3 separate regions of the Mus musculus genome follow, and all the other regions are linked to region 3. Evidence: chromatin loops called from intact Hi-C (ENCODE). Cell type or tissue: heart. All regions are shown on one strand. Each heading gives the region's core, and the rest is flanking DNA. Links, peaks and the distances in the headings are about the cores only. Region 1 has its middle 10 kb from the start of Gm1720. Region 2 holds the start of Gemin8 (gem nuclear organelle associated protein 8). Region 3 holds the start of Tceanc (transcription elongation factor A (SII) N-terminal and central domain containing).

Evidence for each region. A loop is a pair of places that touch in the nucleus more often than their neighbours do. Peaks named below come from ENCODE experiments on the same cell type or tissue, not always from the same donor. Only the 100,000 strongest peaks of a DNase experiment are listed, where the experiment ranks them.
Region 1: a loop joins it to region 3, with 3 times the contacts of the local background. A loop is called at or near these places in 4 of 42 quality-filtered maps.
Region 2: it touches region 3 in a loop (4-fold over the local background); 4 of 42 quality-filtered maps call a loop at or near these places.

What each region holds. Positions count from the first base shown.
Region 1 is chrX:166,646,876-166,657,263 of GRCm38, forward strand. No RefSeq gene overlaps it. Among named protein-coding and RNA genes, the nearest start is that of Gm1720, 10 kb to the right of the region's middle. In heart, for the core only: a CTCF peak has its summit at 5,746 (motif pointing left); no DNase peak of the experiment used is centred there.
Region 2 is chrX:166,164,452-166,174,839 of GRCm38, forward strand. Gemin8 (gem nuclear organelle associated protein 8) reads left to right here and starts at 6,003. Exons shown (of 4, transcript NM_146238.4): 1 at 6,003-6,099. In heart, for the core only: CTCF peaks have their summits at 3,077 (motif pointing right) and 5,809; a DNase peak (open chromatin) is centred at 5,940; H3K4me3 peaks cover 1,401 bases; H3K27ac peaks cover 749 bases.
Region 3 is chrX:166,505,124-166,515,511 of GRCm38, forward strand. Tceanc (transcription elongation factor A (SII) N-terminal and central domain containing) reads right to left here and starts at 5,355. Exons shown (of 5, transcript NM_001007577.2): 1 at 5,170-5,355; 2 at 3,783-3,883; 3 at 2,586-2,623; 4 at 583-713. In heart, for the core only: a CTCF peak has its summit at 5,309; DNase peaks (open chromatin) are centred at 5,068 and 5,408; H3K4me3 peaks cover 1,474 bases; H3K27ac peaks cover 1,944 bases.

The DNA of each region.
Region 1 (10,388 bases), core at 747-8,746, 140 kb after region 3:
GTGTGTGTGTGTTTGTGTGTAATCTAGAGTATTAATAAGGAGCATAGGCCAATGGTAGTATATAGACATAATGAGTCACTAAGAAATGGATCAAAAATGTTCTGTGTATTCCATACTATTGTGGTGATTTCTTTATTTTAAATTTATTTTTGTTATTTATTTTTTTAAATTAGGTATTGTCTTCATTTACATTTCCAATGCTACCCCAAAAGTCCCCCAAACCTTCCCCCTCCCCCTCCCACTTCTTGGCCCTGGCATTCCCCTGTACTGAGGCATATAAAGTTTGCAAGACCAATGGGCCTCTCTTTCTACTGATGGCCGACTAGGTCATCTTCTGATACATATGCAGCTAGAGACACGAGCTCCGGGAGGTACTGGTTAGTTCATATTGATGTTCCACCTATAGGGTTGCAGACCCCTTTAGCTCCTTGGGTGCTTTTTCTAGCTCCTCCATTGAGGGCCCTGTGATCCATCCAATAGCTGACTGTGAGCATCCACTTCTGTGTTTGCTAGGCCCCAGCATAGCCTCTCAAGAGACAGCTATATCAGGGTCCTTTCAGCAAAATCTTGCTAGTGTGTGCAATGGTGTCAGCGTTTGGAGGCTGATTATGCGATGGATCCCCAGGTATGGCAGTCTCTAGATGGTCCATCCTTTCGTCTCAGTTCCAAACTTTGTCTCTGTAACTCCTTCCATGGGTGTTTTGTTCCCAATTCTAAGAAGGGGCAAAATGTCCATCCGCACTTTCGTCTTCGTTCTTCTTGAATTTCATGTGTTTTGCAAATTGTATCTTGGGTATTCTAAGTTTCTGGGCTAATATTCACTTTCATAAATTCATTCTTTTTAATAGCTGAGTAGTACTCCATTGTGTAAATGTACCACATTTTCTGTATCCATTCCTCTGTTGAGGGGGCATCTGGGTTCTTTCCAGCTTCTGGCTATTATAAATAAGGCTGCTATGAACATAGTGGAGCATGTGTCCTTCTTACCGGTTGGGACATCTTCTGGATATATACCCAGGAGAGGTATTGCAGGATCCTCTGGTAGTACTGTGTCCAATTTTCTGAGGAACCGCCAGACTGATTTCGAGTGGTTGTACAAGCTTGCAATTCCACCAACAATGGAGGAGTGTTCCTCTTTCTCCACATCCTCGCCAGCATCTGCTGTTACCTGAATTTTTGATCTTAGCCATTCTGGCTGGTGTGAGGTGGAATTTCAGGGTTGTTTTCATTTGCATTTCCCTGATGATTAAGGATGCTGAACATTTTTTCAGGTGCTTCTCAGACATTTGGTTTTCCTCAGGTGAGAGTTTTTTGTTTAGCTCTGAGCCCCATTTTTTAATGGGGTTATGATTTTCTGGAGTCCACCTTCTTGAGTTCTTTATATATATTAGATATTAGTCCCATATCTGATTTAGGATAGGTAAAGATCCTTTCCCAATCTGTTGGTGTCCTTTTTGTCTTATTGATGGTGTCTTTTGCTTTACAGAAGCTTTGCAATTTTATGAGGTCCCATTTGTCGATTCTCCATCTTACAGCACAAGCCATTGCTGTTCTATTCAGGAATTTTTTCCCTGTGCCCATATCCTCAAGACTTTTCCCCACTTTCTCCTCTATAAGTTTCACTGTCTCTGGTTTTATGTGGAGTTCTTTTATCCACTTAGATTTGACCTTAGTACAAGGAGATAGGAATGGATCAATTCACATTCTTTTACATGATAACTGCCAGTTGTGCCAGCACCATTTGTTGAAAATGCTGTCTTTTTTCCACTGGATGATTTTAGCTCCCTTGTCAAAGATCAAGTGACCGTAGGTGTGTGGGTTCATTTCTGGGTCTTCAATTCTATTCCATTTGTCTACTTGTCTGTTGCTATACCAGTACCATGCAGTTTTTATCACAATTGCTCTGTAGTACAGCTTTAGGTCAGGCAGGTGATTCCACCAGAGGTTCTTTTATCCTTGAGAAGAGTTTTTGCTATCCTAGGTTTTTTGTTATTCCAGATGAATTTGCAGATTGCCCTTTCTAATTCGTTGAAGAATTGAGTTGGAATTTTGATGGGGATTGCATTGAATCTGTAGATTGCTTTTGGCAAGATAGCCATTTTTACTATATTGATCCTGCCCATCCATGAGAATGGGAGATCTTTCCATCTTCTGAGATCTTCTTTAATTTCTTTCTTCAGAGACTTGAAGTTTTTATCATATAGATCTTTCACTTCCTTAGTTAGAGTCGCACCAAGATATTTTATATTATTTGTGACTATTGAGAAGGGTGTTGTTTCCCTAATTTCTCTCTCAGCCTGTTTATTCTTTGTGTAGAGAAAGGCCATTGACTTGTTTGAGTTAATTTTATATCCAGCTACTTCACTGAAGCTGTTTATCAGGTTTAGGAGTTCTCTGGTAGAATTTTTAGGGTCATTTATATATACTATCATATCATCTGCAAAAGTAATATTTTGACTTCTTCCTTTCCAATTTGTATCCCCTTGATCTCCTTTTGTTGTCGAATTGCTCTGGCTAGGATTTCAAGTACAATGTTGAATAGGTAGGAAGAAAGTGGACAGCCTTGTCTAGTCCCTGATTTTAGTGGGATTGCTTCCAGCTTCTCACCATTTACTTTGATGTTGGCTACTGGTTTGCTGTAGATTGCTTTTATCATGTTTAGGTATGGGCCTTGAATTCCTGATCTTTCCAACACTTTTATCATGAATGGGTGTTGGATTTTGTCAAATGCTTTCTCCGCATCTAAGGAGATGATCATATGTTTTTTGTCTTTGAGTTTGCTTATATAATGGATTACGTTGATGGAGTTCCATATATTAAACCATCCCTGCATCCCTGGAATAAAACCTACTTGGTCAGGATGGATGATTGTTTTGATGTGTTCTTGGATTCGGTTAGGGAGAATTTTATTGAGTATTTTTGCATCGATATTCATAAGGGAAATTGGTCTGAAGTTCTCTATGTTTGTTGCATCTTTCTGTGGTTTAGGTATCAGAGTAATTGTGGCTTCATAGAATGAATTCTGCTTCTATTTTGTGGAATAGTTTGTGAAGAACTGAAATTAGATCTTCTTTGAAGGTCTGATAGAACTCTGCACTAAATCCATCTGGTCCTGGGCTTTTTTTTGGTTGGGAGCCTATTAATGACTGCTTCTATTTCTTTAGGGGATATAGGACTGTTTAGGTCATTAACCTGATCCTGATTTAACTTTGGTACCTGGTATGTGGTGATTTCTTAAGATCAGCTTTAGTGGAATGATTAGAAGAGGATCCTTAACTCCGCTTGCAGAGTAAAGGGGAAATGAAGAGGTGGTGATGGGCTGTAGCTTATGGATCAAGGGAGAGCATTTGGAGTGGGAGACTTGAAGAGATGGATAGACCAAAGAACATGACAGTTGGGAGGAAGCAGATAAAAATAGATAATCCTGAAAGATCCCAGAGAGGAAAGCAGTTAGGATCAGAACCGAGTCTGATCCTAGAACCATGTGTTAGAGTTTTACTTCTGGGAACAGACACCATGACCAGTGCAAGTCTTATAAAGGACAACATTCAATTGGGACTGGCTTAGAAGTTCAGAGGTGCAGTCCATTATCATCAAGGCAGGAACATGGCAGTGTCCAGACAGGCATGGTGCAAGAGCTGCTCAGCGTTCTACATCTTCATCTGAAAGCTGCTAGCAAAATACTGGCTTCTAGGCAGCTAGAACGAGGGTCTTAAATTCTACAATCTACAGTGACACACTTCTTCCAACAAGCTCATACCCACTCCAACAGAGCCACACCTTCTAATAGTGCTACTTCCTGGGCCAAACATATACAAGCCATCACAGATAAGAACCCAAGTTTGATCCTAGGAAACGGTCTATCACTTTCCAGTTTGCCATTTCATCTCACTGCAAATACAATTGGTGGAATAATCTTCAGTGGGTACAAAGTGCAATGCCAGATCATGGATCTGGATTTGGAACTTCATAGGAAGCATTTGGTAGGACAGTGGTGCAAGAGAGTTGCAATATATTAAGAAAATATTCAATGCTAGCCACGTAAATTCCACTCGGTAGAGGAATCAAGCATGGCTTGCTAGACTGCAGGAAAACAAAAGGCTCTCCATAAGCATGCAGTAGATGTGTTCTAATGATGTGGCAAGGATAGGGGCTTATTCTGGGGTACGATGAGATGTAAACATCTCCATAATACAACTATAAGGTAAGTTAGATCTAGAGTGTGGTTGGGGTAACCATACCCCAAGTTGAAGGCATTGTGCAGCTTTTTTTTTTTTAATTTTTTTTCCCAGACAGGGTTTCTCTGTATAGCCCTGGCTATCCTGGAACTCAGTCTGTAGACCAGGCTGGCCTCGAACTTAGAAATCCGCCTGCCTCTGCCTCCCAAGTGCTGGGATTAAAGACGTGCGCCACCACCGCCCACCTTGTGGGGCTTTTTAAAGATTTCCCCCAACTCTACTCTGTGAGAATACAAATGGATACCTACAGTCTGTAGTTTTTTTCTTTCATTTGCTTCTATCTTTTATTGAGACATTACTGTTGTGCTGCCAGCATCCTTTTGGAAGCACAATTAATTAGTTTGGCTTTAACAAAACAACAGGATAAATTAAGTGCCCATTTCTCATACACCTTGTATATCTTGTCTAAGGTCAGAAATTTCTCAGGCTATCGTCTTGGGGATAGTTGGATCATGATGGATTCATCAAGACCACTTTCTGTAATGAAGTCCAGGTGTTAGCATTGTTTTTAAATGCACTACTGCTTTTCGATGGATTGACTTAATGCACCCCTGATCTGGCAGCGTCAGACTAATGAATTCCTGTGAAAGCTGAAAGAATGCTTTCTAATCTTTTACTATACAAAGTAACTCACTAAGGAAAGACTCTGAAGGCCACTTGAACGTCTTCCTATGATAAATTGTTACTTTAGTACTGGTGACGCTTTCATATTGGAAAGACAGGTCCTATTATCTAGAAATGGAGTTTGATCTCAGCAAGTGACAGGCTTCTTAGCAAGCTATTCATCTTTGCTTCATCACAGACTGTTCTAGCAGGGGTGATATGAACAGGGCAGGGACAATATGTTCAATCAGGGCCTTCCAGCAAATTAGGAAACACATCTGAGGGAAGCCGCAGACCTGGTTTGTCTTTTCCAGGAGTCTTGGCATGAAAGGCATAGACTCTGCTTGATTTCTGACCTTTGCCATTTCATTCAGAATCAATTCAAACCCTTCCATTATGAGCTAGATTAATATTTACTCTGCCCTGTGATAACCACTACTTCAGGACAGTGTTAAAATGATGTATCAATGGGGTGGGATGGCTCAGTAGATAGAGCTGCTAAGCTCAATGACCTGAGTTCGATCCCGGAGCAGATATGGTGGAAAGTAAGAATTGATTCCTGGAAGGTGTCTTTGGCTTCCACAAGCCCTCCATGGCACCTGCAAGGCCACCCAAGTAAACAATATAAAAATAAAAATGTAAAATGACGTGTCAATTTATTTTAAGAAGTAGCACTTACTTATCGTTGCTTTTTTAAATCTGAGTTTCTATCATGCTACAGCTAGTGTTTACTACGCAGTCACCTAGTTCGACTTGGTGGTAGTTTCATTGGGATGGCCTTAGAAGACAGAAATGTTATATAATAAAAATGCTTACATCCTGAACCTTCTCAAGGGCTCAAAACTCCCAAATCCTGTGCAGCCCTGCTTAAAATGTTCCTCCTGCCATGGGGTGAGAGTGACATCTACTGGACCAAATGCAGACTGCTTTATTTTGGAAAGTGCTAGAAAGAACACTCACTCTTTTCTTAAAGATTAAGTTCTTTCTGCTTTTGCTATTGTTATTTATGTTAAAAAAATATGTTCTCCTTGTTTATGTGGAGCCACTAGGCAGGCTTGGGCAAGGGTGTTGGACCCTAATTTGGTTTCTCCAGAGGAGACATTTGCAAGAGAGGGCTGAAGGGAAACTCTGGAACTCTGTTGGACACAGATGAAGAATTGCAAGAGGGAAGCTCCGAACGTCTGGCCAAGTGCAAGGGGCTTCTGAGTATGAGGCCTCTTGGGACTATACGTCTGCCCTCCATGACAGCAGATTCTGGAAGTCAGGGCTTTGGAAAGAGTCAGTCTCTGAAGGGAGAGCATGGAGTGGGTGACTTAATGACATTGTAGCCTATAAATGGCCTCAGTGACACTCTTCGCTCTCAGGGGAGAGGAACTGAGAGGAAAATGACCTAGACGTCCTGGGCTATATGTTGCAGAGTTGGTGGAGTGCCTGGCTATCATGTGTGAAGCCCTGGGTGAACCCCAGTGCCACAGAAAGCAGGTGTGGTACACAGGTGTGATCCCAGCATCTGGGAAATAGAGGCCGGAGAATCCGAAGTGCAGGGTCCTCCTTATATGTATAGGGAGTTCCAGGCCAGCCTGGGGACACAACAGACTTTGTTTCAAAAAAGTGGACTACAAATTAAAGGGAGGTCTGAGCTACACCTCAAGGACCACTCAGGCACTTCTCATATTTCTTATGTTCTCATTGGTAACATCTTGGTGATTAGGCAGAATTTGATGGAAATTAGGTGAGACAGGCTACCCGAAGATCTTTTAGATATCATGTCCTAGAGGAGGGCCCTGTCTGGCCACATTCCTAGTCTCTTCTTGTCCATAATCTTCATTGGATCATCAGATTTCCATGGTCATTGAATGTGGAAAGAGAAAGCAGCAGTGTAGAAGAAGCTATCCTTGTCTTCATAGAGAGGGTGGCAGTGTTTCCTCCAACCTGGTGGTTACTCCGTGTCAGGCACAAGCTCTCAAGCTCAGTGTGAAACTCTAAGTATGTGTGCCAATTCAAGGACTTCTTCCATAGCACTGGAATGTGGGTGTGTGGTCATAGTCCTTTCAAAGTTTGACATCTCTTCCTTCATTTTGTATCTGACTCTTTATATTTAGGCTTACAACCCGGTTCCACTCTTCCTGGAAGCATGTTAATTTAAGGAATATACACTTAAATATTCTTCCCTATTCAAAGCTAAAGACACCAAAACAGCATCTTCTTCCAGACCCCTGGAGGGACACCTAAAGTTTTTAGTCATTTAATCCTATACCTTCCAGGGACAATGGGGCAGTGGAGGATTGTGGGCATATTGTCCCATAATGATATTCTCTTTCTTTAACCAAAAACAACAGTCACATGGGACCTCTTGTAGCATCATGGGTCTGACGTGTACCCTGTGAATCAAATGGAGATTGAAGGGACTCTGGCCAGCTGGTGGCAGGCATGGCTCTGGCAGCCCTTGGTCTTCTCTCTTATTCCCCCTGCCTTGCTAAAAACCATTAGATTATATTCCTAAAGCTAGTCACCAAGGCCTATTCCCTTATTTATCCACTTCTTCCTCCTGAGGCTAACTACCAAGGTCCAACTATCAAAGTATTGAAGCCCACCAATCAAAAGCCCCCTTTGGCTCATATAATTAACATGCCCAATCAAAATTAAATACCTCATCCTAATTTGGGGCTTACCATTTTACCTTTATAAATGATCATTTTCCGATGAGCCATGTTTCCTTTCTATCCAGAGGCAGTCCTTTGTTCTCTGGGACAAATATCCTTTCCCCGACTGCCTTGTTCCCTTCCCCTTCTCCCTTGTCCTTGTTTCTTATTTCCTGTCTTCTGTCCCCTTGAGGCAGACAATTCTTCTTTGTGCTGACAATTTGGTTTTGGGGTCGTGGGCCAAGGCAAATCTCTTACAGAGATTGTCCTGGGAACAGTGGCAATTTCTGTGGGCACCCGGGCAGGACAGCTTCGCTGATGCAGATAAGAAAGACCTTGTGTTACCAGAGCTGAGACAATGTTTCAGTTACTTTTGTCATCGCTGTGACCAAATGCCCAACCAGAGCAACTTAAGGGAGGACGGATTTATTTTAGGTTACAGTTTGAGGGTATAGCCCATCATGGTGGGAAAGGCATGGGGGTGAGTGGCTTTTGGCTGTGGTGGCTTAGGCATGAGACTGCTTGCTCATACCTAGATAGATCAGGAAGCAGGGAAAGGATAGCAGATAGGATCAGATGATACATCTCAAGGCCTGCAGTCCAAAGACCCACTTCCTTCAGGTAGGCTCTACCTCCCAAAGGTTCCTCACCCCCTCTCCTCGCTCAAACAGTACCATTAACTAGGGACCAAACATTTAAACACATGATCTTATGGGAGGGACATTTTGTATCTAAACCATAACAATAATCAACCAGACTACAGTTTGACCAAGACTCTATCTGACTGGGCATTATCTCTTGCCTCCCTTCTCCAAGGACATGGAGTTCCTGTCAGTATTACCAAAGGCATCTGAAATGCTTTATCTGCTTTGTCTTTCCAACCTGGTTGTAGTCATTCAATTCCTTTCCTAGCTGGGCGTGGTGGCGCACGCCTTTAATCCCAGCACTTGGGAGGCAGAGGCAGGTGGATTTCTGAGTTCGAGGCCAGCCTGGTCTACAGAGTGAGTTCCAGGACAGCCAGGGCTACACAGAGAATCCCTGTCTCGAACCTCCCCCCCCCAAAAAAAATTCCTTTCCTAATGTGATGACTAATCTTTACTGACAATTTGCTTGGGTTTAGAATTACCAGCACAACACACCTCCAGCTGAGTCTATGAGGTTGTTCCAGAAAAGCTTGCGACGTTCCTCCCTGGACTATGGGTGGTACTAGCCCATGGACTGGTGGCTCAGCTTGAACAAAACAGAGAAAGTCAACTGAGCACCAGGCTTTATCTCTCCTTCTTGAATGTAGAAATGATGTGGCCAACTGTCTCATGCTCCTGCCACCATGGTTTCTGTGCCACTGTGGACTGTATCCTCAAATGGCCCAACAAAATAAATTCCTGCCTTCTTGCTTCTTGGTCATAAGAACAAACAATAACTAATACATCCTCCTTTTACCATTATTTCCCTTCTCATTTTGGGGCTTAAGTGGTCTGGAGCTTATTTGTTCCTGACGTCAGCCTTTCTATGACCCATGACTCTGGTAACAGCTCAAAATCCTTTCCTGGATGTGGGCCCTGGGGTCAGTAGAAGCTGGAAGAAGGGCCCATTTGGAAATGAGCTACCTAGTGGAGAGGACAGAGGGGAGATCTGGTCTCTTGAGAGATACACACTTCTGATTGTCATCTTCAGCACCCCCCCTCCCATGTGTCCTTGACAGTTTCATCAACAAGTGTGCATGGTAAATGCCTGTACATTTGTGCAATGTTTATTTTGAAGAAAGATACGCTACTGCCTTTCTGTTGTCAATATTGAGGGTGCGTTTGTTTTCCTTTGCTTACAGTCAGGCATCCAGTGTGTTTTCCTGTAATATATCTTTTACTGTCAGCTTGTTCTCATGACATCTGGTGGCATCAAACATTTTGGGTGACAGAAATGACTTGCTGTGTTCTAATAGTTATGTGGCACTGTACTCAGTGGGTGTCTGGTGCCGCTCTGCTTCCACCCCTGGGACACGCAGATAAAGCTGTCTTTGTTGCATGTGTATGTGTGGGGCGTGTGGCTGTGTTCCTGTGTGTGTGTGTGTGTGTGTGTGTGTGTGTGTGTGTGAGTGTGTGTGTGCATGCCAGTGGAATTCAGAAACTGATGTTTTGTGTTTTCCTTTGTTGCTCTCCACCTTAAGTATTGAAGTAGAGCCTTGTTTTTGAACCCAGAGCTCACTTACGCAGTTGTTCTAATAGCTAGTTTGATCCAGTGTCTCTACCTCCAGTGTGCTGGATTCCGGATTCACCATGATGCCCTCCCAGCTATTGCAGGAGTTGTTGGGATTTGAACTCTGTTCCTCATGCTTGTGCAGTAACCACTTCAGTCACTGCCCAGCTCTCTGACGAGGCATTTTATAGATTTGCTTTTTGAGTTCCCACCCATCTGGTCCATCATAGCTTCCTTTTCTAAATCCGTTCCCATGCCCATGCACACCTCTGTCTTTAGCAACAATGATTAGCTTCCTGCTTCACTTTACACGTTTGGCCTGCTCTACTCATCCTGGATGGGAAGGAAGAAGAGCTGGAGACTCAGAACCGGCAGCAGGGGCCTTTAGAGTGATCAGAAATCTTCAGTCTGTGCAGGACTCTCAGAACAGTCATCTTTACTGACCTTCACTACCATGTTCATCAACTAAGAGAAAATGCTTATCTTTGTAAGGTGAACATACAGAGCTGAAATCAAACAAAATAACCAGCCATTCAGTGTTTGCTCTCTACTGGTTTTGGAGAGGCATATTTACTTATTGTTTGAGAGAGTAAACATGATTGATTCACCATGGGTCTCTCTAGTTTTGTTTTGTCAATTTAAAAACTGGAGGCATTCCTTAAAATGACTTAAAAAGTCATTTTATTTTATGTTTTGTGTTTTACTTGCATGT
Region 2 (10,388 bases), core at 1,684-9,683, 340 kb before region 3:
TAACCTGTACTTCTCAAAAGGCTCTGATAGAGAAGATCCACTGCTTTCAACATCACACCTATGATGGCTATTCTCAAATATCAACTTGACTCTATCTAGAATGAACTATAATACAGAATGGAGGGCACACCTGTGATCGGATCTTTTTTATTATTTATTTGTTTATTTCATGTATATGAGTACACTGTTGCTGTCTTCAGACACACCAGATCCCCATTACAGATGGTTGTGATCCACCATGTGATTGCTGGGAATTGAACTCAGGACCTCTGGGAAAGCAGCCAGTGCTTTTAACCACCTTACTTTGCCACCATATCCATTCCTTCACTGGCATTAAAGCCTACTCCTCCAGGATTCCAGATTATGCAGAAGACCAACTGAAAACTCCAGCCTCATGAGCCTGAGGAACTACCAGATTCTTGGATGTTTCATTCATAGCTAGCCATTGTTCAATTAGTTGGACTGTGGCCTGTAAGTTATTCCAATAAAGTCTATTTATAGAGAGAGGTGGGTAGATTCATTTCATAAATTCAGAGGCTCTAGAGAATCCCTTTCCAGGGGCTTGGATCTGATGACTGGTCCATTCTGAGAAAAAAAAAGGGGGGGGGCTGTTAGCTTAGTCCTGCCCTCTACAGCTCAGAGGAGCTGTTCAGGCTCCTGAGATTGACACTAGGTCTACTTAGGCTCCCATCCAATCTCAACCCTTCTTGCTACATGAGTGAGTTTGAAGTGGGTGGGGGGTTGCTGCTGGCATCTAGAGGATAGAGACCAAAGATGCTGCCAAGCACCTTATAGTGTGCTGACAGCCTTGACCACACATTACTACCCAACCCAATATGTCATCACGCCACCATTGAGGATCTCTGCTCTACCCAATCCTGTTTTTCCCTCTACCTTTCATAGGTATCCAAGGTCATTCTAATGTAATGTAGAACGCTTAACTCCATTCTATCAGCTTTCTAGGGAACAAAACTCCATTTGGTTTTATACGAGAGGGGGGGGAGGGTTTATACGAGAGAGAGAGAGAGAGAGAGAGAGAGAGAGAGAGAGGGAGGGAGGGAGGGAGGGAGAGGGAGGGAGAGAGAGAGAGAGAGAGAGAGAGAGAGATACTTGTGATTATTATTACATTCATGAGTAGATTTACCAGTATAAAATTGATGACAACTATAAAGACTGCTGAGATTGATTGGGGTTTTCTTAGATGTTTTTATCTTATTTATGAGACTGATCTGCTGCCTACCATGCTAAGGAGGCAGGTTTTATCTTATTTATAACTGTGTGTAAGAGAGAGGGGAGAGGAGGAAGGGGGACAGGAATGTTCCAGGAAGCAATAGTTGTGGGTCCCAGGGATTGAACTAAAATAGTCCAGCTGGCACAGCAAGTGCTTTTACCTACTGAGCCATCTCGTTAGCCTTGGTTTTGGTTTTGTGACACAAGTTCTCACTATGACAGTCAGGCTGGCCTCGAACTCTCAATCCTCATGTCTAACCTCCCTAGTACTAGATCATGGGCATGTACTACTACACCTGGAGCAAGTGAATCTTAGTATTTTCCTTTCTGTTTAAACTGCCTCTATTTTCAATGATCTTTATTTTTAATGTTGTAGTTTTTGTCTCTTCCTGCTCCTTCCTTCCTCCCTCCCTTCACACCACTCTCTCTCTCTCTTTATCTGTTGCATTAAGCACATGTTACTTTTGTAATATGGAATGGATGTTCTAATTGCCAAAAGAAGGCACTGTCAATTTGTGCAAAGCACTACAGAGAAGATTATAACTAGCATAGAAGGAAAGGTCTGCTGTGCTGTCAGAGAGTGAGCTCTGAAAGAAACAGCAGTGAGAGGAGAGGAGAGGAGAGGGGAGGGGAGGGGAGGGGAAGGGAAGGGAGGGGAGGGGAGGGGAGGGGAGGGGAAGGGAGGGGAGGGGAAGGGAGAAATAAAGACACCCTTTTTACAGAAGAGAAAACAAAAAGAAGGGACTGAAAGATCCATCAATGTATTGGAAAGATCAGAGAACCCCGACAAATTTGATGATCAGAGGAAAGGGAACAGAAAAAAGGTGAGCTCTGAAGGCAGAAATTTGGACTTTTGGTAGGTTGCTTGGCACCTCTTAACTTGACCCTGGTAAGGTACTGGTTCTCAATAACTTTCTTCATGATAGATGGGTCCTAGAGTAGGGTAGGGAAGTCCAAAGAGCCCATGAGATTAGCTATGGATCCCTATGGTCCACTAGATCATCCATGCTGGTACATCCCATGGAGTGGGGGGTGGGGGAGTGGGCATAGCCTAGGGTTTTTCCGTTCTACTTCTTCTGTAGCATAACAGCCTTAGCCTGTAGGACTTAAGACTACATTCTCTCACCTTGTCTTCAGTTCCATAGAACTCTCCTCCAACTGCTGGGATGAGCAGGGGTGAGTGAGATCTGAAAACTATGAAAAGGGAGGCATATCTGCTATAGCAGGACAGTTATAAGTGGAACCTCTCATTTCTTTGGTGGACTGACTAACATAGAAGCTATTTCCAGGATACTGTAAGTCAATGGTTCCCGGCCATCCTAGTGCTGTGACCTTTCATACAGTGCCTCCACCCACCCATAAAATTATTTCTGTTGCTACTTAATAACTGTAATTTTGCTAGTGTTATAAATTATAATGTAAATATTTTTGGAGATAAAAGTTTGCTGACGGAGTCATGAACCAAAAGTTCATAACCCCTGCTCTAAGACTCCAGAACTATACAGGCTGTGAAAATAGGAAATTCACACGAGTGTTTAAAGGAGTGGTCCACAACTAGGAGAAATTCTGAGCCACAGGGGACATCTGACAAGATTTCTGTTTTCTACAAATGAGAGGTGCTAGGAACACCAGGGATGTTTCTAAATACCCTACAATACATAGGGCAGCCTTCACAATGAAACAGTGCAGAGTCCCAAATGCAATAGTCTCGAGTGTGAAAAAGTGCTTTAAAGTTCCTCATCATAGGTGACCCTTGGAAGTTTTGCATTATCTGAAGTTTAAACCAGAACAAAAGATGCTAGATGAGGAATAGTCGAATTACAAATTCCCACCAGAGGGCGGTAGAACACAAGTAATAAAACAACCTCCCCCTAGCTTTTCCAAGTCCTCTCAATGTTTCACCCTGAGGAGTTAAAATGACCATGCTTCTTAAACAGAATTCTCACCTTTTTTTGTCAGTCATTTATTCATAAGTAAATGTATCACACAGCATCTATATATTTATATCGCTCTCTGTGGACAGAATTAATTTCCACACTAAGGATTGGAAGACAATCATGGGTTGGCTTCTCACTTCTTAGGTGCTCACTATTAACCGTCACCTATGCTTTTTATGCAACTAAATTAAGATAAACAACCACTAAAACTCAGCCAAGAAGAGAGCCACCATAATCAGAGATGGAGGTGTGGATCTGCTAGCTTCTTGACTTCATCTTCAGCTAACTTATCATTGGGCCTCTTGGCTACCTAAAAGAGAAAATTTCAAAAGTGCTTTATCCTTATGATGGATGAGTCATGACATTCAAACCACCAGTGAGCAGTATTGTGGACAAGTCCTAAGACAATACATCTCGAGTGAAGGTGGCTTTGCCCCCAGGGGACATTTGCAATATGCCTGGACGTTTCCTTTGGTGTCACATTTGAGGGATGCTACTGGCACATAGTAGGTAGAGGACAGATATGCTTCCCAATATCTTATCTTAGCAGGGCAGCCCTCAGAACACAGAACAATTCAGCCTCAAATATGATTAATGTCTCGAAACTCTATCTGGGAGGAAGAGGCATGCAAAGAGGTTTCCCTTTTATCCTCCCACTGAGCTGGGGTAGGGGGGAAGGGGCTGGGGGAAGGTGCCATGATAAGTCAACTTGGACTAAGCTCTCAGAAACAGGAAGGCAAGATGGGTAAAGTTAAAAGACAGGTAGAGGGCAAGTTTCTCATCCCATGGAGTTGCCATATTCCTCTGGGCTTCCCACACTCACAACTGTGAGAACGAAACCCACTTCTCACCACTCTGAATGGCTTATCTGGATCTGCACAAGAGGAGCCAAAGCACTAGTAATATTCTAGCTAGCAATATAACATACACACAGACTCTGTGTATGTGCATGCAGACACTTGGTATTTCCAGAACTGCTCCATTTGAAATACATTTTCTATAAGCCCATCATGTTCTGCCTTTTCTGCAAGTATGTGACCGCTTTCTCATATCACTCTCTTTTCTTTCCTGCTCTTCTTCCCACAGGCTCCAAATGACTTGCCTGCTTCCCAGAAGATAGTCACAGTCCTACAAACACACACAGCCCTTTCTCGTTTCTTGCCTAAAGTTAACTGCCTGTGTGTGTGTGTGTGTGTGTGTGTGTGTGTGTGTGTGTGTGTTGTCCCTTTCTGCAATATATTCATCATATAAATTTACTACAATATGTCAGGTATGGTAATGAATATTCTCGCACCTGGGAAATAGGAGTTCTGCACGGGCTACATGAGACTCTTTCTAAACAAACAAATGAAAAACATAATTACACTTGCATTGACTGTCTATGATCTCTACCCAACCAATTGTCAATTTTGTGAAGTAAAAAAACTGTGTTTACCAGTGTATATTCACTAAGTAAAATATTACTCTCCTTTAGAATTATAATTTATGCCACATATATAATTTCATGTTCTATTGAACAGATTAATAAATATGTACATATTATTAAAATATGTACATAAATATTAAAATATGTACATGGAATTCATTTTACTCTTCATTTAAGGTAAATTCTCCTTCCCTAAGGCAAGGATTTTTTTTTTCCTCAAACAGCTTCATGCATCCCAGGTTGACCTCAGATTCACTGTGTAGCCACAACAACCTTGCTTCCATGCCCAGAATTCTAGGATTACAGATGCGCCAATATGCCCAGATGTGAGATGTTATAAAGGAATGATCCAGCGCATCATTCATGCTGGACAAACATTCTATCAATGAAGCTACACCACTGCCAGGTTAAGATTGCTTAAAATGTGAGTTAGTTAAGGCAGGCTTGTTGATACGCGTGCCTGTAATCCCAACAGTCAAGAGACCGGTGGATCTCTGGGAATTCAAACCAGCCAGGGCAAGATGATGACCTTCGACCCAGCTGAAAGTGAGACAGTGTCAACAACAACTAGACAGTTCACGTATTTTTTTTTCAATATTAACTCTTTAAAATGTACTGTGGAATTTAGTTAAGCACATCGAAAATTCTCACATTTAAGTACCTCAAAATCACGTGTGCCTTGAAGCTACAAGACACTGCAGATACTTAGCATATAGTAGACATCTGGTATATGTTTGCTAAATATTCTTTTATACTACTTTGATTCACCAATATTACAGGAATGATAAGGTAATAATGTCCCACTACTGACATTGCCTAATTATCTTAGCCTTTGGCATTTAAATTGTTTCCTATTTTCACTTTTTGGAATAACCATGCATCTGGTCCAAATCTGGTTTTCCTAGTAATAAATTCCTGCAAAATATGGCACATTTTGCCAAATAAGCCCACTTGGCCTTCTAGTAGTTCATCTTTGGTTACTAAGGACTCTTGTGCAACTCTAGAAGGGCATGTACTGCTGACGATTATAATGACAGAAACACTAGGTACAAATTAAGGTTCATAAATGTCAAGCTGACACAGATCTGAGTGAATCTGTATTTTCAAAACAATTTCTCACCTTCCATTTTAGTTAAGAAAGTGAAAAGAAAGTAAAAGCTAAAGAAGAAATAATAATAATAATAACCGAAAGCTGAGGGTGCAATTCAGTTCTGATCCCCTAGTGCCCAATAGCTAGCTGCCGGGACCGCCCAAACAAACGAATTCGCTTCCTGTGCCGCCCTTGACTCTGTGTAGCCACTGACACGACGTTACGTCACGGATAAGGCGGGACTTCCGTCTTTCAAGCCCCGTACCGGAAGCGAGCTCCTTGTTGCCCAGGCAACCCGAGCCTCCCGCTCTCCTTGTGTCACTCCCCCACTTCTCCCGCCCCTTCCTCCTCCCCACCACCAGAGCTAGGTCCGTTGTTGCCCACCGCCCGAGATCTGCCAGCTGCGTGCCCACGAGGTGACTTCGGGGGCTGATGGGTTGCTTTTGGGGAGTAAGGGAATAGCGTGGCGGACTCCTGAAGCTTGGAGTACTGGCTTGGCGCTCATGCTGTGGCTTTAATTACCATCACCCGGCAGCACGAGGAGGTTGCCTAGACCCGTGAGAGTCCCAACCCCTGACAGACTGTTAAAACTAGTTCTAATTTATGCTCTCAAGCCCTATGTGCTTCCTAATCCTTGGGTGCCTGCTGAGAATTCTGTTCCCAGGCCCCCACCTCAGACTATTCCAGTTCAGATCTTGAGAAGTGAGGCTCAAGCATGGGAAGGTTTGGGGTTTTTGTTTGTTTTGTTTTGTTTTAACTCACAGTGTAATTCAAACGTGCTGTGGATCACAATGTTGCAGGAAGTCTGTCAGGACACGTTTCTGCAGAGATGTCTAAGCTACTGGCTCATTTACAAAAACAAAACAACAAAAACCTGAGTTTCTCCCCCGCCCCCCTTGCAACTTTTGAGTTCTGTAGGTCAGAATTCTTAGTTGATGTTATCTTAAGAACATTTGACAGTTGCTGTGGGTAGCCAGAGTTCTGAACCATTTTCCCTTTTTTTTTCTGAAATGATTGTTACAAACTCGTTGCACAAATTAGGCTCTGGACTCCACTGTTGTTGGGGTTTTTATTTGCTTGGGGGGGGTTGTTTGTTGGTTTTTGTTTTGTTGTTGTTTTTTAACTAAAAGCCAGAACATTACTCAAAATCTTAAGACTAAAAGTTACAGACACAAAGCCTCTATGAATTGTGAGATTGTGATACTGTTTGAAAGTACAATTTATGCTAGCATGATTCGTCAAGATAACAGTGTCTTTGGGATGGCAGTGGAAAGAGAAACCATGTGTATATGCTTTGGGTAAATCTAACACGTGCAAGTTCACAGTAAAGTGTATGATCCCTTCTGTTGACTGCTGGGCTGGGGGGAAAAATCAACCCAAGTTGCAGAGAGGCAGGCGTTTCCATCGTGAAACTGTTTTACAGATGGCAGAGGCTTATTGGTGTTTCTTCAAGTCCAGCGTTTAAGGAGAAGTTAAGATAAGAAGGATGGCAGGAAATTAAACATAGCTAGAGGTTAGATAAGAGTTCTCAAGCACACTATAGAACTCTCAGAATTACTTCTTTATGTTGGGAAATCCACTCATAAAGCACTTGGACAATCAGATGCAGACTGTAACATTTAAGGCCAGATGAACTGGAAATATATTAATATATTTAGACATTTGGAACTTCTTACTGATTGTTGTTTTTAGTTACTGCCCCTTAATAATTTGGGGGAGCACGGGTAGGAGAGAATATTATCAGGATATAACAGACAATCTCAACAATTCCAGTAGCCCCCAAAGGCAGGAGATTATACCTGTTATTTTCTCTGGTGGAAGAAAAATGGGACCTCTAAAAGGAATAAAGTATAGCATCTATCCCTCCAAATAAGTGCCCGGAGCAAGTACAGTATGCAGAAAAGAATTTAGCATAGAATTATCAGAAATATGTTTATAGAAAGTAATTTAAAATAATTCACTGGAAAGATAAAAGTGGTCTTAACTACCCAAATTACTCAAGATTTTTGCTGCTGTGCCAGCAATTGAGTGTGTGCTGTGTTTGGCCCTGACTTTTTTATGGTCACACTCAGATATGCTGTATGAAACACATGCCTGAAATGAGACGAACACCATCTGTTTCTTCTTTTGAACCAGATTATCACTGTCGTCATCCTCTGTTGTCCTGGTTTTTTTCAGTTCTCCCCGTTACCTGTGGTGTTTCTGAGTCAGAGTATCTTGCTCTTTCTTGGGCTTCTAGTTGATTTCTGATCGACACTAGCCACATAAAGGATTCTGCAGGATTGCAAAGTAAACCATTCACAAATCTTTATCACCCTTGCTGATAAATTAAACAGTGCCTTTCCATGAGTGGTATGTGATTTGGGCAGGGGAGGTGGCAAGAATTGTTAACTATACCCTTTCAGTCTCCTCCCACCCCGCCCCATGCCTGCCTTGGAACAGCACTTAATGCAACACCCAGGCAAGCATAAACTGGAGCCTCGGCTTGAGAAAGTGAACGGGGTTAAATAATACTTACTTGTCTCCCTCCATCTTCAGCTCTGAAGGTGGCTGTTAGAGATGGAAACACAGTCGGCTGCTATATGCTTGTAAGCAGGCCCTGTGTCCAGCTGAAGATGGAGTTTGGGGAGCTGGCAAGGTAGCCCAGTGGGTAAAGGCACTTGTCACCAAACCTGACACATGCACACAATAAACCAATGTTCTTGTTTTAAAAGTGGAGCTTGGACTCGTTCTCTGGTGGAAGTAGGCCATTTGGACTCATGCCATCTTTGATGTCTACATGACTAAGTAGGGACCATACAAAGCCATAGGAAAAAAAAATCCATGAGAGTGTCAAGCCTGATACGTTCAACCAAGTACAACAGCCAGCTAGGGGTGGTGGCATGGGGACAGCAAGAGTAGGAGGGTAGGAAACAAGAGTGTCAGAAGTCCCTGTTTTTATCATTTTTCTCATTGAGTGAACTACTGGTATTTATACAATTGACAGGCATCTCTAATGGGCTGGCATTGCATGTTCAGGAAGATTTCTTACTATCACACGTGAACTTGTGTTACTCAAGGCACCTTCATTTACTTCGTTTTAGTCCTCAGCATACTGCTTTGTAGCAGGCAGTGTGTTCTCATGGTCTTCATTGCACCCCCAGACTGTCAGTCTGGCTCAAAGCCAAATCAATGGGGCCCTCAACAGAAAAAAAAAAATTGACCCTCCAGGCTGTAGACACAAAGACTAATAATATAATAATTTCTTTTGAATATCTTCCTTTGCAAAAGTAAAAGCAAATGACCTTTCATGTATTTAATTTTCAAAATTGTATAAAGGAAGATGAAGCAGAAAGGAAATTGGTGTTATAGAATATACATTATCGTTCTGAGGAGGACTTGTGGTTCTATTTTACTTTCTGGTTGCGATGACACGTCCTACATCCTATAATTATAAGATTATAAATATTCAAGAAAAAAAGAAATGGTATACAAATATGCAATGAAAAGAATAAATATGAGATACCACTGCCTTTCAACAAAGCATTATCATAGGTGGAATTTTTTTTATCTGGGGGAAAAAATGACAGAATTTCCAACTGTTGTTCTTCGTTTATAGTTGTGCATTTAAAAATATCTCTCTCAGAGCAAGCAGTGCCACTGTAGAACAAATGTGCTTCCCCCCCCCTTTTTTCTTTTTTGCCTTAGAAAGGCCGTATGGGAAAATATATCATTCAAGACTGGGAGGCTCTGTCTTGTCTGTAGGCCTCAGCGGTGGTTAGTGAATGACCTCAATGCTGTCGTGGGTTTTTTCCTCCCTCCTTTGGTGGTTGAGGACAGACAATGAATGGTCTCTGTATTCCCCAGAGCTCAGCTGGGTGGTGACCATGATGCCATTGTGTTCCGCTGTGGAGGGCTGCCCAGTTTGCAGAGCTGCAGATCCGGCCCTCCCTGACATTGCCAATCGCTTTTCTCTCAGTTCTACCAGCCCTTCAGAAGAAAACTCAGTCCCTGAAGGCTTGTTCCAGAAAGGAGAAGGAGACTTGGGTCGGGAGAGTGAAAGATAAAATGGAACCTGCTGCCCCCACATGCTTGCTTTCCTTGACATGAAAGTACTGCTGTAATGCCTGGGAGTATTGCAGTGTGAGCTTTACCAGGGATGCTAAGTGTTCTTGTTAAATCCTTAGCCAGCTTTAGAATATTAACAGATGCATTTACAAAGGGGCAGGTTCCCTTTGAAGGAAGACTGTACTCTTTCCAGGTATATCTCCTGAAAACTGTCGTGCCTGCTTCCTCAAGGTCCTGTCTACTAATGACAAGTGAGCAGTCTGTACCAGAAACCATGGCCCCCCGTGTGCTTCAGATTGATAGTGTTTTACAGGACTTCTTGTTACTGTTTTTTAACAGATTTTTTATGTGTATAAGTGTTTTACTTGCATGTATGTAAGTGTACTACATTCATATAGTGCCGAAGGAAGCCAAAAGATGCATCAGGTCCCCTGGAGCTGGAGGCACAGAAGGTTGTGAGCCACTGTGTGGATGCTGGGAAACCATCCTCTGCAAGAGCAATCAGTGCTCCTAACCCTGAGCCATCTCTCCAGTACTTGTTGGTACTTCTAATAAAGTCTTTATATGTCTAAGAAGAGATCTAATAAATGTTCCAATTTCCTTACTTATTAGTAGAAACATTTACTCCTCGTTTGCCCCAAATATTAGGGATCACTGA
Region 3 (10,388 bases), core at 1,004-9,003:
CTCTCTTAACAGTGGGAGGCAATGAATGTTTACTGAGCAAGTGTATGGTGCTATTTCTGCTCAGGTTACCTCAAGTTGCACAGTAAGCCTGGGATATGAACTTCATAAAGCAACTGAGAAAGTCTGGGAGAAACATCAAGTAACTACAGTGTTTTCATGTTTACCATATGTGATAGTTTGTATATTCTTGGATCAGGGAGTGGCACCATTTGGAGGTGTGGCCTTGTTAAAATAGGTGTGACCTGGTTGGAGTAGGTATGTCACTGTGGGTGTCGGCTTAATACTCTCACCCTAAGTCAGCCTTCCATTAGCAGCCTTTGGACGAAGACATAGAACTCTCAGCTCTGCCTTCACCATGCCTGCCTGGATACTGCCATGCTCCATGCTCCATCATGCCTTGATTATAATGGACTGAACCTCTGAACCTGTAAGCCAGCCCTAATTAAATGTTGTTTTTTATAAGACTTGCCTCAGTCATGGTGTCTGTTCATAGCAGTAAAACCCTAAGACACCGTATTTAAAAACATCTTTTTCTATATTTATCACAAAATAATAATACTTATTTTGTTCCCTTGCACATACCTGACAAGCACCTTAGTAGATATTCTCTTCTGTTACGCAATGTCCAAAATGCTTTCTCTTCTTTTAGCTTGTGAGGTTCTTGTCACTCTACAGCAACTTGCTTGTACTCACTCACTGTATCCTGGAAAGTCCTGGAAAACAAAATCCACCTCAATTCTAGTTCTTTTTTTAGTCATTCAGAACTCTTCTACCATAAAAATAGAACAATGATAACGAGAAGAGGGTGGGGGAGAGGGTAACGAATACATGCGACATGAAAGCAGAAGGGTGCATTAACTAGAGCATGGAAAGGAATCCATCAGAGGGGAAGGAAACATGGAAAGGACAGTGGGTATGGGAGATAAATTAGAATAAAGCATAATGATAGCTACAAACAAAACCTATGATGCTGAGCTGAGTAAGGATGAGCCCATGGTGAACCAGTGCCTCACACCTTTAATTGCAGCACTCGGGAGGCAGAGGTAGGTGGATCTCTGTGAATTTGAGGCCAGCCTGGTCTACAGATAGAGTTCCAGCACAGCCAGGGTTACAGAGAGAAACCTTGTCTCAAGAACCACCCCTCACAAAAAAAAACAAAACAAAACAAAAAAACCAAACCAAACAAATGAAACTCCTTAGTATTTATTCTGTATGCTAACAAAAAATTTTAAAAATCCTAGATCAAAAAACCCAATGGTGTCCATTGTGGGCTAATCAAGTAGGTCTGAGCAGTTTTTTGGATATGGATATTCAAGAAACTATAGTTCCAGCCAGGCAGTGGTAGCACACACCTTTAATCCCAGCACTCGGGAGGCAGAGTCAGGCGGATTTCTGAGTTCGAGGCCAGCCTGGTCTACAAAGTGAGCTCCAGGACAGCCAGGGATACACAGAGAAACCCTGTCTCAAAAAAAAAAAAAAAAAAGAAAGAAAGAAAGAAAGAAAGAAAGAAAAAAAAAAGAAAAGAAAACGAAACTATAGTTCCTCAAAATGAGGGAATACTAGACAAGTTGGTGATCATCCTGTGCCTCTACTTCATCATCTTCAAAATGCCTGACTCTCATGAAAGGAGTTACAGAGACAAAGTTTGGAGCTAAGACGAAAGGATGGACCATCCAGAGACTACCCCACCCGGGTATCCATCCTATAATCAACCACCAAACCCATATGCCAGCATAATTTTGCTGAAAGGACCCTGATATAGCTGTCTCCTTTGTCAGTGCCTGGCAAATACAGAAGTGAATGCTCACAGTCATCTATAAGATGGAACACAGGGCCCCCAATGGAGGAGCTAGAGAAAGTACCCAAGGAGCTGAAGGGGTCTGCAACCCTATATTTGGAACAACAATATGAACTAACCAGTGCCCCCAGAGCTCGTATCTCTAGCTGCATATGTAGCAGAAGATGGCCTAGTTGGCTAACATTGGGAAGAGAGGCCCCTTGGCATTGCAAACTTTATACAGGGGAACACCAGGGCCAAGAAGCAGGAGTGGGTGGGTAGGGGAGCAGGGTGAAGGGAGAGTATAGGGAACTTTCGGGATAGCATTTGAAATATATATAAAGAAAATATCTAATAAAAAAGAAAATTAAAAAAAGGTGACTCTGCCATCCTGGATTAATATGTGAATCAAAAGAGATAGTTTAATGAATCACTCAGTCTTTATAAGTGGCTGACAATTATGTGAATTTATAATAAAAATATTTTAAAAATTGCCAGGGGCTGGCAAACTGGCTCAGTGGGTAAAGGCTCTTGCCCTCCAAGCCTGACACCATGAGATCAGTCCCTAGAAGGTACTAGAGTAAGAGAACTGACAAGTTCTCCTCTGACTTCGACATGTGCATTCACACACCACAAATATATTAACTGTAACTTAAAAATGAATAAATCTTTCTAAGTATACTGACACATATATCCTAGCACTCTGGAGGCTAAGGCAGGATGTTTGTCAAGTCTAGACAACATGAGCTTTATAGTGAGACTTTGTCTTAAAAAAAAAAACATTAAAAAAGATTTAATATCTACATACCAGCTATTTTTCCAGGACAGGAGGCCAGCAAATACTTTCTGTAAAAGGACAGATAGGAAATACTTTAGACTTCTGGTGCAGGGACTATTTAACTCTATTACTTTTGCAGCAGAACAAACAGATAGCAAATACTGAATGGGGCTGGAGTGATGGTTAAGCAGTTGTGTACTGCTATCTTAGAGGAGCCAGGTTCAGTTTCCAGCACCTACACTGTGGGGCACTGGGCTATGCACAGACAGCCTGGTTTCCAGTTGAGGCTAGATGTTGAACCCCGGGACCCAGTGGTGGTAATTCCCACCTACATGGGATGGAAGGCGTTCCCTCGTGTCTCCTGGACCCTGGCTCCTGTCGAAGTTACTTTCCCCTCAACCCCCACAGGAGAAGCATGGCTAGTAGTCATGTAGACAATGTCCCAAGCTTCTGACCTTCAGGCTAAACTCCTCCCAGTTACCTAGCAATAGTAAAGATTACAGCAAACCATAAGAGGAGCTGTTTGGCTCCACCTCGCTCTCTTCCTCTTACTCCCCTTACTCTTCTCTCCTCTCCTCTCACTCTCTTACTCTTATTCTCTAGCCTTTCTTTTCTCTTTCCCCCTGCCTTTCTACAATAAAGCTCTAAAACCATAGACTGTCTCTGCTCATCAAGGCCCCCTACACTTACTCTCACCTGTGTGGGAACCTCTCTTCCTTCAGCCCTTACCTCTCTTCCTTCAGCCCTTGCTCCCATAACGCCGGGGCAACAGGGTGTTGTCCTGGGGGCCCTGGTTTCAGGGGCTGCCCCTTGTCCACCCCACCCCACCCCCTGTCAAGTGGGGTCAGTGGCTTAAATGCCCACCCGGGCTGAGTGGAAAGCTTCTGGCAGCCTTACGGCGTCTGCCTGCCCAGAGCATAGGAGGAACGCTGGCCGGGCTTGGGCTATCCTCCCTCCTGCCTCCTTCCCCTACATCCCCTTTAGTTCCCACCCTATACTGGGTAGTTCACAAGTGCTTATAACCCAGCTTTAGGAAAACCTGATGCCTTTGGCCTCCTGTAGGACTGGCACTCACATGCATATACCCACACATCTATATACAATTAAACCTAATAAGGCAGGCTGGAACTGGGAAGATGGCTCAGGTGGTAAACTGCTTGCTGTGCAATGAGGACCTGAGTCTTGATCCCCAGCATCTACATAAAAAGCCAGGCTTATGGTGCACACCTGTAATTCCAGCAACGGGAAGGGAGAGACAGGTCAGTCTTTGGAGTTCACTGGCCAGGCAGTCTAGCTGAACTGGTGAGCTTCAGGTTCAGTGTCAGACCCTGTCTCAAAAAAGGGAGGGGGGAGGACAGTAATTAAGGAAGACATCTAAGTTGATTAGCACAAATTATTTTTTAAAGTGTGTGTGTTGAGGGAGGGGGTCTGAAGATGAGGCTCAGTTCGTGGAGCACTTACCTAACATGCACAGGGCACTGAGTTTGCACCCTCCTCAAGCCCACCCCCCTCTATGCACACCTCATAAAGCCAGTGTGGTCAGAAAGAGGCCAGCCAGGGCTACAAGAGACTGTATTTCAAAAGAGAATGTGGGCAGTCTGTGTTTGGCCACAGGGTACTGTTTGAAAGCACCCTTTGTAGAGCAATGCTATCTCATATAAAGATTTCAAGCCACAAAGATATTTTTTAAATGTGTGATAGTATGTTAAAATTTGTTGGAATTAATTCTAGTTTTACTTAGCTAAAATATTTTTCCTTTAAAATGCAGTGGCAGAGTTCATACCCAGGGCCTTAGGCAGATTAAAGTATGTGCTCTACTACTGAGCTACACCTAAGCTTCGCCCCAATACTGTCCTTTCAAAATCTGATAAAAGGGTATTTTAATTCCTTTTTGTGTTAATTCTCAAAAACAAAAGTCTGCTGTGCTTTACACTCGAACACACTCCAATCCAGATCAGACACATTTCATGGCAGTTGTAGTTCATATATGAGTGTACATTTTACCATTTACCAGTGTGTGTATGAGTATGTATATGTGTGTGTGTGTACAATGTGTGTGCACATACAAAACCTTTTATAGTGACAGCAAGAGTCGGCCCTACCATGTGTTGCCTGAATGCATGCAGACGCCTGGGAATATGCAATTATAGGAAGGGCATACACACATCTGCACTAAAATCGTCCAAACGTGAAGAAAAAGCACAGGAAAGTTACTGTGAAATTTTCCAGAGGCTTAGGGAACAGACCAGCAGTCTTTAAATCTCTCTCAACATCCAGGAGGGGAAAAAAAGAGAAATTTTCTAGCTCCAGGCTAAACTTATCGGTCAAGCTTCAAGGCCCTGGCTCAGAAGGGAATGGACGGGCCATGGGGGGCTGGGGGGCTAGGACACGAGACGCTGGCGGGGCGTTGTTTTTAGGCAGCCACGTTAGGATCCCGGGGGAAGGGACAGGGAGAGGAACCGGCCCGCCCAGAGAGATTCCTGTGGGTGGGGTTGACTACTAAACAAAGCCTGCAGAAATCCACCCCGGGGGACGGCCCTGAGGCCGTACAGCCATGGCGGCGCGCCTTCCGGCCCGCTCCAATGACAGCACCTAAAGGGAGGAGGAAATCAACCTTCGAGCAGCCTGGGCACGGGGAGCACCAGAGCGCCCCTGCGAGCCGGGATTGCCTTCCACTGGACCCGGGAGTTAGCCCTTCCGCGGGGGCCGAGGTAACGGAAATGGCGGAACGCCGCCATCGGAGATGCTCGGTCACTGCCCTAGCGGCCGCAGCACCGCCCGCCCAGAAGCGCAGGCGCCGCCCTCCAGTGGGCGGTGCCGCCTCCTCCTGGAGGGAACTTCCGTTTCTTGGGGCCGGACGACAGAGCCTGCACCAGTCCTAAGGTTCCGGCGAGCCAACGTGGGCGTGGGATTGGACGCTAAGGTGCTTTGGACTTGGCGCCTGCGCAGAGCGGCCGCGGGCCTCGCAGAGTGGTCCCTTGAGAGAGGAGCTAAGGCCCGAAGTGAAACTAACCCGGCTGCTGCGTTTCAGTGGCAACGTTTGTTGATGCGCTTACTCTTTTTAGTTTCCGTCAAACCAGTAAAACAGATGGGACAAAAATAAAAACAGGCTGGCTGTGGTGATGGACCCCAGTAGGCAAAGGCTGAAGACTAAAGTACAGAGACCGGAGGATCCCGAGTTCGAGGACAGCCTGGGGCAAAACTAAACAGGCTGGACCCGGTACTCGCCTTCCTAAATAAATAAAAATAAACAAATGTAAAACCCTCCATAAGAACAATCAAATAAAATATAAATGGCTAACAGTGATGGTCTGTAATAATAAATGGTTGGGTTTTTTTTTTTAAATCAATATAAAAATGGCTAAACCTGGTGGCATATAATACTAGCGCTCCAGAGGCAGAGATGGGAGAAGGTCCATAAGTTTCTGACCAGCTAGGGTTACATAGTAAGACTCTCTCAACTAACAAACCAGGCAGCAAAAAGGCAAGCCATAATTACTGTCATGCCTAACAGTAATTAGTCCAACAAGCATATAACATGCATCACAAGAATGAAAGGAAGTAGTAACCATTCAGTAATTAGTTACAAGAAACCTGAGTGTATGTGTGAACATGGTCTGCCTTCAAGGATTAAAACCACAGTGATAATTGAACTAGAAAATGTGGCAGACTCCTTTGACCTCCAATGCCAAAACAATTCAGGAAAAGATTTAAGGAAGCAACCCCTCAGTGTTGTGTACTGGATCTGTTCATAGCAGGGATACAGCAGGGTGATCTGGTCATGAATGTAAGAGATTTTACCTCAGCAGAGGGAGGACAAGGAACTCACACTGATCAGGATAAGGGATGCCTGATTATTTTTCTGTTTTGAACGGTTAGTATTAGGGTATGATTACAAAGCAATCTTGGTTTGGGTTTGGTTTGGTTTAAACACAAGATTCTCACACTGTAGTCTAGCCTGGTCTACAACTATGTAGTCCAGGCTGTCCTCAAACTAGGATAATCTTCTTGCTCTCCAAGTGCTGATACTATGGGTGTGTATCACTAGGCCCAGTCTAGAAGTTTTTGGTTTTTTTTTGTTTTTTTTTTTTTTTGTTTTTTGCTATGGTTTATCACTCTGAAAGTAACACCATTTGGTGTTGAAGTTCTCGGAAATAATTGATTTACAAAACTGCAAGGTCTTGCTTGTCAACTTGACACACCTGGAAAGAAGGAGTCTCAATTGAAAAATTGTACACATCTGTGTGGCATTTTTCTCTATTTCTAATTAATGTAGGCGGGCTCAGCCCTCTGTGGGAAGGCCATATTATCCTTAGTACTTAGGCCTGGGCTGTATACAAAAGGGTAGTTGATGTGTACTTGGGAGCAAGGCAGTAAGTAGCATTCCTCCATGGTTCCTGCTTCCAGTTCCTGCCCTGAGTTCCTTCAATTATGGACTGTAGCCTGTCAGATGAAATAAATCCTTTCCTCCCTGAGTTGTATTTGACCACTGTGTTTATCCCAGCAACAGAAACCAAGCTAGGCTCTAACCCAATGGGATTTTGGCTGCAGATCTGACAGTAGGGGTGTAGGTGTAAGTGGGTGGTACAGAGTGGAGAACTGGAGCAGATGCTGAGCGAGATTGTGTAGTGAGAATGAGAAGCTCTGAGTAAATGATAAGTATCAGGACTCTGCTACAGCTGGCCTCTGAAGATGTGCGCACACAAGGCCTAGAAGAGCCCGGCTTGAATTACAAAGAATCTTTGCTTAGTACAAAAAAAAAAAAAAAAAAAAAACCCGATAATTTTTGATAGCTTACTTTTAGTAGAATTCATTTGAGCAAAGACTGATATTTGTGAATTAGGCAGTGCTGCCCAGGACCAGAGAAGAAAAACCGAGAGCATTCTCAAGGCAATATTGGTCGCATGGAAAGAAAGCACAATCACGAAGAAATGGCTTGGCTAGATGCTGCTCCAAATGGGGCTCTGGGTACACAGTCTGCTCACTTGGAATACTGTGATTGGCTAAGACTTAGCTGTTATGCTTGCCCATTGGAGTTGCACTTTCTTTACATCCAAGATTAGGCTGCAGTTCACTGTGTAGGAACTCCAAGTATACTGGCAGTCAGTAGTCTCCTATTTAATGTCATATGCCTTAGTGGTCTCTCTCTCTCTCTCTCTCTCTCTCTTTCTTTCTTTCTTTCTTTCTTTCTTTCTTTCTTTCTTCCTGGTCCTCTGTTACTTTTAGGTTCATTTTCTGAGTTACTCTGGCCACCTTCAGGAATATGCAAATACCAATATACAGCACTCAGCTGAGTGGAGAGTGCTCACTTAGGGTGCGCTAGGCCTTGAGTTCAGTCCTGACCCCCTGGGAGCATAGGGGAGCATGGTGGGGGGGGTAAATGAAGGGCTTTGAAACATCATTGTCCTTAAGCAGTCACCTAGCGGGACTAAATCCTTGGTGAGATTTGTAATGCACAATTCTTGAAATATATAATATTTTTCACAAGGGATTGAAGAGCTGGCTCAGTGTTAAGGGCACTTGTTTCTCTTTCCGAGGATCTGGGCTTTGACTCTCAGCACCCATAGGGTGGCTCACAACTGTGTGAAACTCAGGGATTGATGTCCCCTTCTACCCTCTGTTGGCCATAGGCATGTCCATGGTATACATCCATGTATACATGCAGGCAAGATACTCATATACATAAAATAAAAATAAATAAACAAAAATACGTAAAATAAATAAACAAAAAAGTCTATAAAAGCAAATAACTGTACCCGGATGAAGGTGTAGCTGAGCTCTAGACTGTTTGTGCGAGCATGAAATATGCCCTAGGTTCAATCCTCAGCGGTGCATCAATACCCCAAACCGAACAGTCCTACCAAAACTATTAAACATTTCCCGGAATGAATTAGTCTAAATAGTAAAAGCTATTTGAAAAGCTGCCTACCCTACTGTACAGAGGAGAATTAGAAAAAAAAAAAGAAAAACATTAGTCAAAATTCTGAAAAAAAAAAAAAAAACCAGATATGACCCAGACACCAGAGGGTGTGAAGGAAGAAAGAAATCTAAAAACTCTAAAACACAGTGTATCACCTAAGAGGCAAGTTAGAGTTACCCGTGTAGACCTGCCTTCGTCGCTGCACTGGGCATCTACAGCTATTTTTGTTTAGATAAGATTTAAAACCCAGTTCCTCAGTTACACTGCCTCAATGCCAAGTTATCAGCTACTGTGGAAAATGGGTACTGTAGTATATGGCACAGGTAGACAACATGTCAGTTACTGCAGCAAGCTCTGTGGAACTGTCCTGGCTCAGCACATCTGGAATGACTCCATAACTGAACTGGAAATACACACCAGGAAAACTGCTGAGAATTTTATTGGTTGGGGCAATGTTCCACTGACTGTCAATTAAAGTACTGAGTTCTATGATGAGTTAAACATAGGCTTTGGGTCTTGTCTCGGGTGCTCTTATTTGAAGATTTGTTTACTTTCCTAGTTGATGTGTCTCAGTGTTTTGCCTGACTGATCATCTGTATATCGCGTGAGTACCTGGTTGTAGTCTCCCCTCCCCCAGCCTGAAACCTGCTTGCTCAGGGGTGGAGCTTGCCGGCTCTATCGTTCTGCCACGCCCACTGCTAGAACCTGCCACTTTGCTGTTCGGAGCCGTGCACGTGGTCACCCTGCTATTGGACCCCAAGACTAATTGGCGGGAATCGGGCCCCCTTCCCCTGCTTTATAACTGCGTGCAGAACAGTAAAATTGAGCTTTGATCAGAATGCCTGTCTTAGCTGCATTTCTTTCTCTCGCCACCTAGCCCCTCTTCTCTTCCAGGTTTCCAAAATGCCTTTCCAGGCTAAAACCCAGGCTGTGATCTGCTGGCCAGACACAACACCTGGTACCCCACAAGAGAGCATCAGATAGATGCTCTAAAGCGGGAGTTACAGATGGCTGGGGATTGAAACTGGATCCCGTGCAAAAGCAGCAAGTGCTCTGAAGCAGTGAGCCACCTCTCCAGCCCTGGGCTCTTTGTTTTCAAAGGCACCTTTCAGCTGTTTCAGTACTCCGAGATCAAGTGCTCTTGGATCAATGTCATTTAGTGCAGTGCAAACTACTTTTCAATCCTAATTAGGTCTCTGAGTAGCAACATGGATTTCCTGAGCTCAGCTAGACAGCCCCTTTCCTGTAAATTCCCAAGAAACCGAAGGCAAAAATCCTTCCAAGGGCCTCTCCAGGGGCTTACTTAGGAAAAAGCTGCAGATGTTGTCCATGGAATGAAGTCAGAGCAATTGCATCTCTTCTGGGGTTCTAAGGTGCTGACTGACATTCATTTCCTCTTAAACATCAGGACCAGACTTTGGGTTTAGCTGGGGATGTTCATAAAGCTCAGAGAATATAATGGATTTTTTTTTTTTTAAAGAGAACTGTTCCCTTCAAGTTTCAAGAGTTTCAGAACAGCAGGAAACATAAAAACACAAAGATTGTAGAAGCAAAAATTCTAGGTTTAGCTTCTGCAACAGATACCTCAGACATACACAGTCAAAGGACACAGAAACAGTGTATCTTCCAGGAGAAGGAAATTATTGTCTGCTCAGGTCAGATCGTGGCTGGCTGGTGGGCCAGGGACTGAAAACTGTCTGTCGGCAAGAGGGAGCTGAAGCCTTTCTCCAGGCTCAGGAGGGCATCTGGATCTCTGGCTACATTTTAAAAAATATATCATTTAAAGTGTAAAGATAACATTTATTTATTATTGTGTATGTGTGTATACACACACACACACACATGTCACACAATTTGTCAGAGAACAAATTGTGAAAATCAGTTCTCTATACCATATGGGTTCCAGGGATCAA